Regions from separate parts of the Mus musculus genome. Here region 1 is linked to region 2. Evidence: chromatin loops called from intact Hi-C (ENCODE). Cell type or tissue: heart. All regions are shown on one strand.

Region 1 (8,000 bases), 90 kb before region 2:
GATGATCAGTCACCTAGAGAAGGCAATAGAAGACTTTTCCCAGAGAAATCAGCCGTTAGCCTGAGCAGAGATGGGTAGGATTTGTTATTGTAGTTTGTTTGTGTGTTTTCAAACTGGAATATTTCAGGTAAGAATGCAAGTATGTTCCTTTAAAATTTTTTGAAAATGTGCACCATGATAATAAAATGCACAGTAATCTACTTCTGATCCCTCCTCCTTGCATCCTGTCTCCCCACCCCCACCCGCATACGGTCTCTCCTTGTTCCTCCCTCCCTGAGCTGGCTTGGAGATTGTCTTGCCTTAGCCTTTTTCCTTCACAGGTGGCACATTGGGGCCTTTACATTGCCTTACCAACAGGTGGCAGATATGGCCGAATCCTGCCAGGCTTCGCTCTCATATGCGTCCATGTCCCTCCCGCAATAAGTATTTCTTGAGGAACTGCTCCGTGGTCATTCCCCATTCTCAGCTTTAAAGAAATGAAAAGGAAGCAATAAATTAAAACCTGTCCAGAAAAGTTCAATTCTACATCCCACTCAGAGAAACAGGGAAGTCTCAGTTAAAAACAGAGTCTTTTTAGGATAGTGGATCAAAAACGCTGCAAAAGTGCAGAAAAGCACTCTGGGCAATAGCGAGAGGCTGCAGGAGTGTGGTCAAGACACCTGTCACATGGCAGGTGCCGCCTGAGTAAGTGCCGCAGTGGCACTGGGGGCAAGGACCTAGAAAACTAAGGAACTAATGGACTTCAGGCAGTAGTGGCTTGACACAGGCAGGAGCAAGGGAGGGTCAGAGATGGCAGGCTTCTGAAGATATTTTGAAGGCAGAGCCAAGAGGATTTCCTGACAGATTGGATGTCAGCTGTGGGATTCCCTATCTCCTCTCCCAGGGGACAGTAAGGTGTAGCCTTGCATAATCTCAGGGCAGCTGGGAATATCTTCTGCCTCAACCTCATTTTGACAAAGAGCCAAGGACAGAAAAATAATCATAGTTTTCTTGTCTTAGGTTCTGGAACCAGGGGAAGGAAATTCTCTGCCTTTTCTGTGACTTTGGGGAGTGCCCTGCTAAATGTCATTTAGAGTCACATTTCTCAGCAGAGCACGCTTGGTTTCTCTTTTGCAAAAGATTTTTTACATCAGCCTGTTTGAGGGAAGAGAGCCGTTGCCCACTTTCATGGACCATATGGTACATACTACCTATAAAGCAATGTTGTGTTGACACATCTGCGGACACAGGGAGAGTAGACTTGCAGACAGAATATTTCCACGGGTGTTGTGGCAACAGTACATCCTGGTTACTAGACAACATTGTGTAACTAGTTCAGAGTTATTTCAGTTCCTAACTGCTTATGTAAGCAAAGATTTGGAAGGACTTATTTGAAAGAACACAGTGTCTGCAAATTCAAATGTCCCTCAGCCAAAATGTACAACTTTGACAGCTTTAGATGCACGTGCAGGCTGGAGAGTATGTTAAGAGCACTGGTTTCTCTTCCAAAGTACCCGAGTTCAATTCCCAGCACCCACATTGACCACTAACAACTATCTGTAACTCCCGTTCCAGGGCACCCATCTTCTTCTGCATGCAGCGTAAACGTCCACACAGATAATATAAATAAATAGTTTTAAGAATAATGCAGGAGCGCCCGTAAGTCACGGGGCGCTGGCACCCAGCCTTCCTTCCCTCTCCCTGTACTACGTCCCCAGGCTTACTCACGGCGTCATTTGGAGAAGGTCAGGTTCTCTTTAAGGTTTTTAAACTTTGCTACAGCGAATAAGGCTGCATTTGATTTGTAAGTTTAGCACATATGATTTCTAAAAACCAAATATGTTGTTGGCTTACAGTAAACGGGCAGGTTGGTGTGTTTTCAAGCACTGTTTAGGTGGCTCTGCAGTGTCTGTCTGGGTGGCTCTGCAGTGTCTGTCTGGGTGCTCTGAGGTGTCTGTCTGGGTGGCTCTGAGGTGTCTGTCTGGGTGCTCTGCAGTATCTGTCTGGGTACTCTGCAGTATCTGTCTGGGTACTCTGCAGTATCTGTCTGGGTACTCTGCAGTATCTGTCTGGGTACTCTGCAGTATCTGTCTGGGTACTCTGCAGTATCTGTCTGGGTACTCTGCAGTATCTGTCTGGGTGCTCTGCAGTATCTGTCTGGGTGCTCTGCAGTATCTGTCTGGGTACTCTGCAGTATCTGTCTGGGTACTCTGCAGTATCTGTCTGGGTACTCTGCAGTATCTGTCTGGGTACTCTGCAGTATCTGTCTGGGTACTCTGCAGTATCTGTCTGGGTGTTCTGCAGTATCTGTCTGGGTGCTCTGCAGTATCTGTCTGGGTGTTCTGCAGTATCTGTCTGGGTGTTCTGCAGTATCTGTCTGGGTGCTCTGCAGTATCTGTCTGGGTGCTCTGCAGTATCTGTCTGGGTACTCTGCAGTATCTGTCTGGGTGTTCTGCAGTATCTGTCTGGGTGCTCTGCAGTATCTGTCTGGGTGCTCTGCAGTATCTGTCTGGGTACTCTGCAGTATCTGTCTGGGTGCTCTGCAGTGTCTGTCTGGGTGCTTTTCGGTGTCTGTCTGGGTGCTTTTCGGGGTCTGTCTGGGTGCTCTGAGGTGTCTGTCTGGGTGCTCTGAGGTGTCTGTCTTGCTCCTGTACTGCATCTCCACCTGCCTCCTTCAGGTAGGAAACATGTTTTCTTTTTTCCAGATACAGTCTTTAAAACAGAAGAAACAGAAACGGAGATTTTCCTGATCCCATAGGTCCTTGTCCTTAAAGCACAGCAGCCTCCTGTTAGGGAAACGGCTAAAGCTTCAGTGCGGAACTGGCCCTTCCCCGTCCTCTCTGAAACTGACTTTAAAGCAGCACCAACAGGAATGTTTGGTGTGTTAAAGGAGCATGGCTTCTTTCTCTGCGTGGAGTTCCCATTATCTTTTGTTCAATTTCTCTCTGTGAAGGAAAATGGTGTAGGCCAAGAGCGCCATTTCCCACCTACAGTAATCGACTCTGCAGTAAAAATCATGACAGGAAGTCTAAGTTACATGATTGGGGTGTATTTCCCTCCCCCCTAAAATTGCTAATTTGAGCTTCTTTATTTTTCAAAGTCACAGGGAAGGAAAATTCAATGAATTTACCAAAAACTGTATACAAATCAAATTTTTATAAATTGTCCTTGTTAGCTAGTACTTTGTTCTGTTTCTTTACTTCTGTGACAAGAGAGGTTTCTTTTTCTCTGTTAAATGTATCTTTTAAAACAGGAAACTCTACAAAAGAATTTCTTGTAATATGCAATTGGCTGCCTAACAAAGTAAATAGATGTTGCAAATCCCTTTAGAAAGTGCGCACATTTCTGGGTACTGCGGGTGTGGAAGCTGCAGATCTTATTTCTGCCTCTAACTTCCTGCTGTACTGTGTTTCTAAACTGTGCCTCTGCCCCAGAGACACCACCAGCCTCCTCTCTGGCCGGGAATCCAAGCTGCGTCCCCAGTTCCCACAGCTGAGGCGAAGGCATGCGGAAAATGCCCGCCGTGCTCAGCCCACACATCCAGTGACAACTGGTTCCTTCCTCTTCCTGTGGAAAAGCAACATCCTCTGAGATGAGAGCACATGCACCCTGAGGAATGCAAGGGCAGCAGCGAGCTTTCACACAGGAAATTAATTACTCAGGGGTAGCACTCCGAAAATGCTTGTCTCCTGGAGGATGTCAGCGTGAAGAGCTTCCTGGCCACCCAGAGGAGTTCCGGGCCATCTGCAGGGCTGTGCAATAAAGTGACCTGACTTATTGCCCTCTGTGCATGGTGCCCATTAGAGTTTGAGTTTTGGAGTACTGCTTAGATAGAGGAGTTAGCCCTGATCCTTCTTTGACAATGAGCTCCATGGTGGGAGGGGGTGGCCTGCTAAAGTACACTTTCTGTCTGTCAGTCCTTAGATTCACAGTTAGTGAAATCCCGAGAGATTTACAACCTTATTGTCTTGGCTACTGAGGCCAGCACTAGATCTTGCTTAGTTCTGTCTCTTGTCAGTTCCCTTCTTTTGGGGACAGTCAGACATCACAGAAGATCTCATATGTGACACATACATCCTCAAACACAGATAAAGAACAGTATTGCCGAGCCAGGCAGCCAGTGCAGGACTTAAACTTCAGAATGCTTTGATTGGACTTTTACATTTGACAAATATTTCAGAGTAATTTGATTTCTTTTTTTTTTTTTTTATTCCTATGGCATTTTCGTTTTCTTCCCTTGAGATAACGATAAGACTCCGATTTTATATGTACTTTTAAGCTTTCTCCAAATTATCGCAGTTTTGGGTGGGTTTCTGTGGTTCTGGTAGTACAGTTCTTTACTTGTTTGTGTTAAGTTGAAGAGGAGCTGGAGAAGGAATGTCAGGCATTTCCTCTTCCTCTCCAACATGTCTTTTTAATGAACATTCCTCCTCTCTCCTTGGGAACACAGTGTTTTGCTTCACAGGGTCCCTCTGAATGTCTAGGATCTGAGAGCCAGTCTTTCCCTTTGTTCCCCGGCCTTAGAAAGGTCGTTAGTTAGTCGATGGATTTGCTACCTCATCTTATTTCCAAACTTCTCTCACCTTTAAAGAAAACTTCTAAACCTCTATAGGGAGTTCCTCCTGTTAAAGCGACCATTCCAGCTACTGCTGCTCAGCTAGACCCTAAATGATACATAGTGAGTCACCCTGAAGGATGACCAGGATGTAAATACAAAGGAGTGCTTATCCCAGCAGTGTTTGTAACAAAACCAGCAAGAAAAGAAGATAAAACAAGTGTCCTTTAAAAGGTGTTTGTTACCTAGAAGGGTAGTATGTCAGTCGATGGAATATTATGTGGAATCCTGTGTTTAATCACAGCTAAATGCAGGCTAATGCAGTGTAATTCTCTACTGGATCCTGGTCATGTAGAAACTCTTTCTCCAGAACACTTCTACAGCATCTGATTGACAATGGCTTGTCTTACTTGAGGAGTAGGTTCAACCTCCCCACCAAGAGGAGAAAATTGACAAATATTCAACAGAGACTGAATTTTAGATGAGAATACCAATGCTAAGTTTGCTGGTTTTCATAGTAATGCCATAGTTATGTCAGGGATGGCCTTTTCCTTAGAACACAGTATTGTAATAATCCAGGTAAAAGTGCACAGTGCCAGCAACTTGTCAGAAGATTTGGTGTAGATGGAGAACTAGATGACAATTGTAACAAAATTACAGAATCTAAGTTATTATTAGAATTGTTGTTGTTCTGTTGTTTTTATAGCAACATTTCTCTAATTTGAAACTGTTTGAAAATAAAATTTAAGGAACAAAACTTAATATTTTTCTATGTCACAGTGAAAATCCGCTAAATACCATATAAAAAGAATTTGTGGAACTGGGTGTGGTGGCACACACCTTTAATCCCAGCACTCGGGAGGCAGAGGCAAGCAGATTTCTGAGTTCGAGGCCAGCCTGGTCTACAGAGTGAGTTCCAGGACAGCCAGGGCTATACAGAGAAACCCTGTCTCGGGGAAAAAAAAAAAAAAAAGAATTTGTTTTGTGTGTGTGTGTGTGTGTGTGTGTGTGTGTGTGTGTGTAATTTTAAGTTTGTAATAGGAAAAAGTGTGTTTATCCATTGAACAAAATTCCTTCTCTGAGCCTTCGTACATCATAGTCTCACCTCATTGGTGTAATTTACCCAAGTCCATCTGGTCATCAAATAATGAAGCTAGAGTTTGATCTCTACTTGACATTGTAATATGTGCTTTTAGTTATGTGTAATATTTGCTTCTACTACAGCAAATTTTCTATAAAGAATAAATGATACTTGAAAAACTTAGAAGGCAAGACAAATGTGCTGTATCTTGCCAGAAACAGATATTGTTCACCCGTTGATGTAGTCTTCCAGACAGACCCTGGGATTATTAGAATCCAGAATCCTGGAGAAGAGACCTGTTCCTCCAGGCTCAGGGGCTCGGAAGCAAGTCTCCACTCCATTGACCTGCCGTCTCCATGTCGTGGTTTCCCTTTGCAAAGCCTAAAGGGACTGCTGTCAGGAGATACCGTGACGTGCAGAAGTGCCAGTCTGCTTCACAGCACAGTTCCGAACATGGATATGCTTCCAAGAAATCCTCTCTATGCCATATGAGGGGCTGTTGGACCAGAGGATAGAGCCTTTTAAACAGAGAATCCGAGCATTAATTTCACTCTGAAACATGTATACAAATATTTGGTCTCTGTAGTAATATCTAAGATGTCCTGGAAAGATGTCTCGGTAGTCAGGAGAAAGCCAGAGTTCAGTTCCCAGCGCACACATCTTCCCTCCAATCTCTCTCATGTACCCCTCCCTACTCCCTTTCAAATCCATGTCCTCTTGTACTGTTATCCCGTGCATGTATGTGTACACATATGTCCCTAATCTCACCTACTCAGTCCATGCCACGGTACTTGGATGTGGGTTTTCGGGGCTGCCCTTTGACCCTGGATGCCAAGTTGGTGTGCTTTTTCTTGCAGACACCTCTCGCATTCTCAACATCCCTCAGCTGGCGCTTTGTGTCAGATTGGGGCCTCGTGGACTTCTCCCTGTCCACTTTGACATGTCCCTGTTCAGCCTATCTGTGGGCAGATGTGCTAGTGTAACTTCCTGCGTGTAGCTCCTGACATTACTAGGGAATGCTGTCTCACAGCAAACTCCATTACATTTCTGTGTTGGAGGGCAGAACGTGCACATGGGAATATGGACGCTGAGGCGGAGGATACGTAGTGGGAGACAGTTCTCTTTTCCCACCCTGTGCCTTCTGGGGCTCAGGGAAATTCAGGCTGTCAGGCTTGGTGGCAAGTGCCTTTACCTGCTGAGCCAACTTCCCGGCCTTTTGTTTATTTCTGATTATTAGAAATTTGTAAAGCATTAACAGGTTTGATAAACAGGAAGTATTACCAAGTTAATTTCAATTTTAGGGATTTCTCTAGTTCCTCTATGCTTTTCAGCCTGTCTTTTGTCTACATTTTGTGTATACATTTTATATAGACTTCTCATTTGCCTATAGTTTTGGTCATTTAAAAATTGATTTGTAAGTTATTTTAATTGAAAAAGTTGACCTTTTAGTGGAAGCTACAAATAAGTTTCCCTCATTTATCATTTTTGTCCGAACTCTTGATAGCTGTGTTGACATTTAGAAAATTCTTCTTCTGTCTTTAACATTTGTTTTAATTCTTTACAAAAATCCCTCAGAAACTCCAAAATCTATCTCTAGGTATTCTTTTTAAAGTTTTATTTCTAACAGTAAGTTTTTTGTCTTTGAAGGTTAGTTGAGTTGTCAGATACAGATTTATATTTAAAGCGTGTGCTCAGTCCACGTTGTTTCTTGCCTGTGTGATTCCCTAAGACATGGCTTCCCTTTGATGGCCTCTGTTCCGTTTTATTTTTCTGTTTGTTCTTTACCAATACCTTGTTAGTTGTTTGGCTTTAAAAATGCCCATTTCTCCCTCTCTATCTATATAAACTTTAGGATTATTCAGCCAGTTCCCAGAAAACAGCCCACCGGAGCACTCTGTGGCTGAGTGTTAGCTTATAAAAATAATTTGAGAATAATTGCCAACGCTGATAGCTTGTGTCACTCTCCGAGGAGTGAGGTGGCATAGGTGGGTATTTAACAGCTTTGCTGAGTCAGATTTACAGGTATCCTCAGCGCATTCCTGTGGTCCCCATAAACACAGCCACCACTTCTCATGCACTGCTTAGCATTTTACCTCCTTGCCTAAGCATCACATACAGTCTCTCCTTGCACATCAGCCTTACAGAGGTTAGGCTGTTTGCCCAGCATTACACAACTAGGAGGTGTGGACGGCCAGCAATACCTGGTCTGGACCAAGTTCTAACTCTGAGTTCCTTGCTCCCCAAACACTTCAGACCCCAGCCACCTACCTTGTCCCTTAGAATCCTAGTTTTAGTTTCATTCCCCACATTGTTTAAACCACATCCATGCTTCACCACTGTAGTGGTGACTTAGTTAAAAGAAGGCTGACTTAGTAACTGGGTAGA
Region 2 (8,000 bases):
TCATTTTTGTGGGGACTGGGGCAGCAAGTCTGTTATTTTAAATGGTAAAGGCCGAGGAAAAGACTTCCAAGTTCAAGCAAAGCCTGTGTGGGCTCTAGAATGAATTTAAGGCCAGCCTGGGTAACTCAGCAAGACTCTCTCAAAATAAATAATTTAAAAAGGACCACGCGCTCTTTCCAATCGATCTCCAGTAACACGGGTGGGGGTGGGGTGGGGTGGGGTGGGGTGGAGCAGAGGGGGAGAAGTCACTTTCTTTGTATCCTACATTTCTAAGTTGTCTCTTATCTCCATATTCATTTGAGAAACTATTCATATTCCTAAATGTCCTTTAAGCAAATACATATATTCCCAACTTTACACGTTTATGGATTCCCCTTCTTGCTTAGCTTTCCACACAGCACTTCTACTTTCTCGCACCATACATCACTGTTGTATTTCTGGACTGATGGGAAGGTGCGCTCAAGGAAGGGAAGCAATCTTTAGTTTAAAAAAAAACAAAAAACAAGAATGAAAAACCTATTTTTGTATGTATTTTCATATATGAGTGTGAGGTCACCAGTGTGCTTTGGAGCCAGAAGACAATCTCAGATGTTGCTCCTCAGGACTCATGCGCACCTTGATTTTTGAGACAGGGTCTCTTACCAACTAGACGGGGTTGGCTGGCTAGTGAGCGCCTGTGATCTTCCTATCACTACTTCCTTAGTGCTAGTGTTGCAAGCATTGGTTTATTTTCAATTTATTATTATTATTATTATTAATGTATAGATAGATAGATAGATAGATAGATAGATAGATAGATAGATAGATAATGGGTTGGGTTTTTTTTTGAGACAGGGTTTCTCTGTGTAGCCCTGGCTGTCCTGGAACTCACTCTGTAGACCAGGCTGGCTTCGAACTCAGAAATCTGCCTGCCTCTGCCGCCCAAGTGCTGGGATTAAAGGCATGCGCCACTACTGCCCGGCTTCAATTATATTATTTAAAAACAACAAACAAACAAACAAACAAAACAACATGGGTTCTGGGGATCAAACTTGAGTCCTCATACTTACAAGAAAAGCCAGTACTTTACCGGCTTGTCATACGGATTTCATTCCTACTACTTCCCTAAAACGTGGAGTGAGAGAAGAAATGAAGTGAGTGAAGAAGTGAAGTGAGGCCCAGGGCTGCCTCCATATTGGTGAGTCATACAGGTAAGGTTTGAATTCAGGCCCATGCTCCTAGCTAAGGAACTGTGAGAGTTAGAACCCACGATACATACCCTAAGGAAGAAAGAACTATTAATCTTGTGAATGGTTGACTAGTGAAGAAAACCACTGGTGTGTGCCACGGAGCCTTACCCTCCCTTAACGTACGTGCAGTGTGTGCAACAGAACCTGTGGTCAAAAGCTGAAATGTACAACTTAGGCAAGTTAAAATCTTTGTGTCTTAGCAGGAAGTAGGAGCTTAATGATCCTTGGACGTGGTCACCTCAATTCTGGCCTCAAGCCCTGAGCACCTTCTCTGCTTTAGTTTAGCCTCGGGTCAATTCCTTCATCTTCCTTACCTAACTTGTGTTAGGTTTTCTAAAGACTGCACAAAATTACTCAGGGAGACACAGAAACAAGGCCGTGTCCACCCTACAGCACCGTTCCATAAACTCTTTCATCTGTCTCGGTGTAATGAGCCGAAAACATTTTTTTAAAATGTGCATTGGTAGTTTGCCTTCATGTATGTTTGTATGAGGGTATGGGATTCTGGAGTTACAGTTGTGAGCTGCCATATGGGGGCTGAGATTTGAACCCGGGTCCTCTGGAAGAACAATCAGTGCCCTTAGCCGCTGAAACATCTCTCCAGCCCCTGTAAACCAACTTTTTAAAAGGCAACCTCAAGAAGTTAAGACATCCCAGTCCACCAAGGTAACCTGGGTAAGGTGTCATTTGAGCTGGAGTAGGACATCTCTCTCCTGCTTTGCCCCATTATTAAACTAGAGTGAATTAAACTGTTCTGAGCAGACCTTTGAGGGGTTAGCTGCAAGTGAGGAACCTGGCAGGCTATCAAGCAGACTTAAAAGGGAGTGTTTGGGGCAGGAAATTAAAAAACAAAACAAAACAACAACAAAAAACCAACCAAACAAAAAAAGCAAACAAACAAACAAAAAAATCCGACCTTGGCCAAAAAACCTCCCAAAGTGCTCAAGCCATTTTGCAGGTTAGCTCAAAAACATATAAGCATATCAGCTAACGGGCATGACATTCCCACACATGGTGCCCACTTAATATTACAAAGACCCTGTAAAATACAAGAAAGATGACAAGGAGAAAAAACTGTAACTGGATATAGTTAGATCGAAAGGTCAAATTTCCTGAAGGAAGTGGGAAAAAATTCAGACTCAGAAACATAGGTACAAATGCTTAGAGCTCTCCACCAGTGTGCAAAGATATTATTATCAACCTCCCAACTGTCTGGTGCTTCACTTCAAATTTTGGTAAAGAAAAACCCAACCTGCTTCCCTCTTCTGTTTGGAGGTTGAGGCTTGTCCTTCACGTTTCCGCGGAGCACCCCACTTCCCTCCTCCTAACCATTGGTCCCACAGACTGAAATGTCTCAGGGTGGGAAAACCTGTAACAGATGGGGAAGGATCTGGGGGCGTCAGCTGCAGCACAGGCCTACCCCAGCGGGAGTTGGAAGCTAGCCAATGAAATATGGGCGTTTTGTTCCCAGTGCTGCCCAAAAAAGGCGCGGAGAGAGGTTGGAGGCAACCCCCATTTTCATCAAAACGCTCCTTCTGGGGCGCCTGCCTGCGGGAGGGCTCCAAAATTGGCTACTTGGACCTCCAAGTCGCCCTGTTTTAGCCCACATTTCCCAAACCCCGGAAGAGGCGGGTGATTAAAAATGCAAATTGCTTTGCGGGCGACAGTAGGTAGGACCCGGCTGCGAGGCGCTGGGCTGGGGAGATCCCGTGACCTTAGACGCCCTCCGCGCCCCGGATTCGGGAAGGGCCGCAGCCGGCGCTTCCGCCTCCCGGTCGCGGCCGGACAAAGCCCAGCTCCTTTCCCTGGGACCCGAGGGGCTGACCGGATCGGGACGCGCGCCTTCCGCAGGGCCCGCCGTCGCCGCACACAGGTGGTTTTCCGTCCGGGAGGGGCGGCCTCTGCACTTTTATATAACAATAGAACCGAGCGCGCCGGGGATGCGCTCTTGTCGCCGTCGCGGCCCCCGCCGGCCACGCCTCCATCCGGCTCCGGTGCCGCCTCCGTCCTGAGTTGCCTGCGGGTGGTGCCCATGAGACTTCCCAACCCTAACTCTGGAACCATGGGGTCCAGACAGGGACACCTCTGGCTCCTTTTCCGCTCCAGGTCTCTCACTAGGCGACGGTTCCGCGACGGCCTTACAAGCGATCACGGGGTCGTCGCGTGTCCTGCCCCCCCCCCCCCATCCCCCAGAGCAGCAATGCTGCGGCCAAAGCGCAGCGCGCAAGCGCGTTTGGAGCTGCTAGCGTGCTCCTTGCGGGGCCCGGGGACCGCTGCAGCCTAGAAAGGATAGGGGACCGGCCTCTGTCCACAACCGCCACTGTTTACGCTTGAGTTCCCGCAGGCTTGCAGGTCTCCGGGGTGCAGGAAACGTTGGTGAGGCCTGTCGTCCCAGGCACCTAACCTAGGCTGCCTTGCCAGACCGGTTCCTCTTAGAAACCAAACTCTGCTCTTGGCTCCAGATCGTTAAAGGAGCTCGACTCCCCAGGCTCGATGGGTGACCGGTGATGGTGGTGGGGAGCAAGATCTCCGGAACAATGGCTCAGAATGCCCCCACTTCACCGGAGCAGAAGAAAAGTGCAGGGATAGCTGACAAGGTTTTGGGTGCTTACACCACCCGCCCCCCCCCCTCCGCTGCCGCCAAGAAAGTTGAGAAAGCCCGGGGTTGGGGCGCTTCTGGTTTTCTGGACAACCAAACGCTTGTTTGCTTAGTTGCTTTAAAATGTTTCAACAAAACACTAGTTTGTTTCTAGAGATGTTGGATTAGCATTTAACACTTCGTTGGGTCGCTAAAGCCCAGGCAGTCCACCAGTCCCAACACAGCCTCGCCTAAAAGGACATTAGAACAAACAGAACTAGACTTTTAAAAGAGCCAAACAAATGCCACACACGATCTAAAGGAGGACCGGGTTGGGGGTGGGGGAGCAGGGGCGGCGCTATGGCGGGCTTGGATCTAGCGTTAAAGAGAATTAAAAAGGGGGAAAACCCCTCAAGTTTTATTAAGGCTAACTTAAGATTGTAAGCGTCGCGAATAAGGGCTTTTGTGCTTGCTAATTGCACTACTGGTGCGCAAGAGTTAGACGCGAAGTGTGAACTCTAAACAGAAGGAAACACGAGACAACTTTAGTGCCCTGGTTTATGTGCCCTGCTCCTCCTCCACCGCCGCCTCCTCTTCTTTCTCCTTCCTCCCGCCGAGCCCGCAGTTGCAGCTTGTTTGCACTGGGGCTTATCCGGAGCGGAAATTCCTTTCCGTTTTTGTGAATGACAAACTCATTAACAATTCATCAACACAACCTGTTCCAGCCGGCCCGTCCCCACGGCAACAGCCCCTTCCGCAGCGCGCTCATTGGCTGACCGAGAGAATGTATCCATTGAGACGCTGGCTGTTTGTATCCATTGAGGAGCTGCCTCGCACAGGGGGTGTGCTCTCGCGGAGTCCTAGGGACTGTGAGCAAACCCAGTCTTGAATAATCCGGCGAGAAACACCGGGTTGGATCCGAGGTGCAGCCTCAGAGGGAAGGATTAAGAGCCGCTAGACTTTTTTTCTTTTCCCTTTTTCTCCTCTCAGTGGCACGGAGTCCGAATTAATTGGATTTCATTCACTGGGTAGGAACAAAACTGGGCACCTTCATTCAGAGAGAGAGATTCATTGACTCGGAGAGTGATCTGGTGCAGAGGGACCACCGACTTGACTTCTGTGTCGCTTTCCCTAACCGCTAGCCTCGGCTTGGGAAAGGCGAGGCGGAATCAAACCCCGCTCCGAGAGCGGGAGCTTCGCGCAGCGTGCTCGGCCTATGCCTGCCTCGAGGGGCGTCTGCTAGGCACCCCGCCTTCTCCTGCAGCTCGACCCCCATGATAGATACGCTCAGACCCGTGCCCTTCGCGTCGGAAATGGCGATCTGCAAGACGGTGTCGTGGCTCAACGAGCAGCTGGAGCTGGGCAACGAACGGCTTCTGCTGATGGACTGCCGACCACAGGAGCTGTACGAGTCGTCACACATCGAATCTGCCATTAATGTGGCCATCCCCGGCATCATGCTGCGGCGTCTGCAGAAGGGCAACCTGCCCGTGCGTGCGCTCTTCACGCGCTGCGAGGACCGGGACCGCTTTACCAGGCGCTGCGGCACCGACACCGTGGTGCTGTACGACGAGAATAGCAGCGACTGGAATGAGAACACTGGTGGAGAGTCGGTCCTCGGGCTGCTGCTCAAGAAACTCAAAGACGAGGGCTGCCGGGCGTTCTACCTGGAAGGTATGTTGTGCGCCCCGGGTGCAGGGCTCCGGGCTGGGACTGCAGGCTGGGGAAAATGTTAGCGAGGTAGCGATCGCCGCTTGCATTGCGCTTAGGGGAGCTAGCTGGGCCACCGTGGTAGCTTCTCCTTCAAGGGTTAATCAGGCACCTTTCTTTGGGTAGGTGTAGGATTAAGGTTCACAAGAGCTGGAAACGTAGTTCAGGGTGCAGCTTGGCACCTCGCAGCTCCTCGAAATATTAAGAAAAGTAATCTTGTGCATTTCCAGATTCAGGAGAATAAGTGTTCCCAGGGTAAGCAGCGGGTAGTGTTCCTAAAGGTGCGCATTGAAGCGTGCTTCTACCACTGCCGGGGGTTCCTAGGGTGCCTGTCCATAGTGTTCTTTGTGCTTCTCACTAGCTGTAAATTACTACAGCTTCTCCGGTTACAAGATTGCTTTTCTTGTTTCTGGCAGGTGGCTTCAGTAAGTTCCAGGCCGAGTTCGCCCTGCACTGCGAGACCAATCTAGACGGCTCGTGCAGCAGCAGTTCCCCGCCTTTGCCAGTGCTGGGGCTCGGGGGCCTGCGGATCAGCTCGGACTCTTCCTCGGACATTGAGTCTGACCTTGACCGAGACCCCAATAGTGCAACGGACTCTGATGGCAGCCCGCTGTCCAACAGCCAGCCTTCCTTCCCGGTGGAGATTTTGCCCTTCCTTTACCTGGGCTGTGCCAAGGACTCGACCAACTTGGACGTGTTGGAAGAGTTTGGCATCAAGTACATCTTGAATGTCACCCCCAATTTGCCCAATCTGTTTGAGAATGCGGGCGAGTTCAAATACAAGCAAATTCCTATCTCGGATCACTGGAGCCAAAACCTGTCCCAGTTTTTCCCTGAGGCCATTTCTTTCATAGGTGAGACTAATTTACAGTCATTCATAGAGTTGAAGATCTTAATCTGTTTTCCTGCAGGCTGTTTTGCTGGACTGCAGGTCTTCTACTGTCTTTAAGAGTGTTAATTCTTGTTTACCTTCTTGCTTAAAGGGAAAACAGGGCCCGTTGACGTAGCAGATCGGGGGACTATTTGAGCCATTTAATTCATACTTTTAAAAGGAGGCTGTTCCAATCAGCCATGTTTTCCTTATCTCTAGACGACAGGATGTGAGAGGAGAGTGAGTTAAAAGCACTCACTTGCAGACAAGAATTCTAGTATTGCATTATAATTAAAAAAATATATCTAGGAGTTATTTTAGGACACCCAAGTTAGTTGTTGGAAAGCAGTTTGAATACTAGCTGTTACCTAGCTGAGTGATACTGCAGGGTACTGGTTACTGTGAGCCTCTGGGTAACCTGATCCCCCGCAGGAAGGACTGTGGGCTGAGAGCCTAAGAGAAGCGAAGCTCCAGGCATTGTAGTGCATTTCCTATTACAAAGGAACTCATTTTCAGGCCATGTAGACATCCTGTTCCTTCTAATGGGCTGTCCCCTGTGACTTCCCTCTCTCTTTTAAAATGCCTGAATACCCCCATTGTTAGCTGCACAACAGTTGGGAGAATAATTTAATAGACCCTTGCAGTCTGCTTGGTCTGTATGAGAGGCATTCAGGACCGGATTGCAGGGTTTCTGGTATTCACAAGTTGAGGCAAGGAATGTACACACATTAAGGAGTTTTTTTGTTGTTAGAAACTTACTACAAAAGCTCCCTTTACAGGAAATAATCTGAAATATGTGATTGTGTTCAGTGTGCATGTTTATCTCCCGTTATACATTTTCTGGTGCCTTCGGGGGCTTAGTTGCCACATATAATTGTTGTTTACTATTCCTTCTGAATTCAGACTTCAGGCTAAGCATTTTGCAAAGGCTTGGTTCCTTTTTTTTTTTCCAGTCTAGTGAACTCTTGCCTTTTTTTGTGTGTGTTCCCGCAGATGAAGCCCGAGGCAAAAACTGTGGTGTCCTGGTGCATTGCTTGGCAGGTATCAGCCGCTCTGTCACCGTGACAGTGGCGTACCTCATGCAGAAGCTCAACCTGTCCATGAACGATGCTTACGACATTGTTAAGATGAAGAAGTCCAACATCTCCCCCAACTTCAACTTCATGGGCCAGCTGCTTGACTTCGAAAGGACCCTGGGACTGAGCAGCCCTTGTGACAACCGTGTCCCCACTCCGCAGCTGTACTTCACCACGCCCTCCAACCAGAACGTCTACCAGGTGGACTCCCTGCAGTCTACGTGAAAGGCACCCACCTCTCCTAGCCGGGAGTTGTCCCCATTCCTTCAGTTCCTCTTGAGCAGCATCGACCAGGCTGCTTTCTTTCTGTGTGTGGCCCCGGGTGTCAAAAGTGTCACCAGCTGTCTGTGTTAGACAAGGTTGCCAAGTGCAAAATTGGTTATTACGGAGGGAGAGATTTGCTCCATTCATTGTTTTTTTGGAAGGACAGGACATGCTGTCTCTAGATCCAGCAATAGGTTTGCTTCTGTACCCCAGCCTACCCAAGCAGGGACTGGACATCCATCCAGATAGAGGGTAGCATAGGAATAGGGACA

The links. A loop is a pair of places that touch in the nucleus more often than their neighbours do. Peaks named below come from ENCODE experiments on the same cell type or tissue, not always from the same donor. Only the 100,000 strongest peaks of a DNase experiment are listed, where the experiment ranks them.
Region 1: it touches region 2 in a loop (4-fold over the local background); 14 of 42 quality-filtered maps call a loop at or near these places.

The regions. Positions count from the first base shown.
Region 1 is chr10:99,168,677-99,176,676 of GRCm38, forward strand. All of the region lies in intron 10 of Poc1b (POC1 centriolar protein B), which reads left to right. Among named protein-coding and RNA genes, the nearest start is that of Gm34574, 59 kb to the right of the region's middle. In heart, a CTCF peak has its summit at 379; DNase peaks (open chromatin) are centred at 825, 1,255 and 3,465; H3K4me3 peaks cover 617 bases; H3K27ac peaks cover 2,391 bases.
Region 2 is chr10:99,258,611-99,266,610 of GRCm38, forward strand. It overlaps Dusp6 (dual specificity phosphatase 6), which reads left to right and starts at 4,621. Exons shown (of 3, transcript NM_026268.3): 1 at 4,621-5,481; 2 at 5,934-6,371; 3 at 7,382-8,000. The coding sequence starts at 5,082. The coding sequence ends at 7,689. In heart, CTCF peaks have their summits at 3,249 and 4,450; DNase peaks (open chromatin) are centred at 3,201, 4,571, 5,171, 6,881 and 1 weaker place; H3K4me3 peaks cover 5,991 bases; H3K27ac peaks cover 6,189 bases.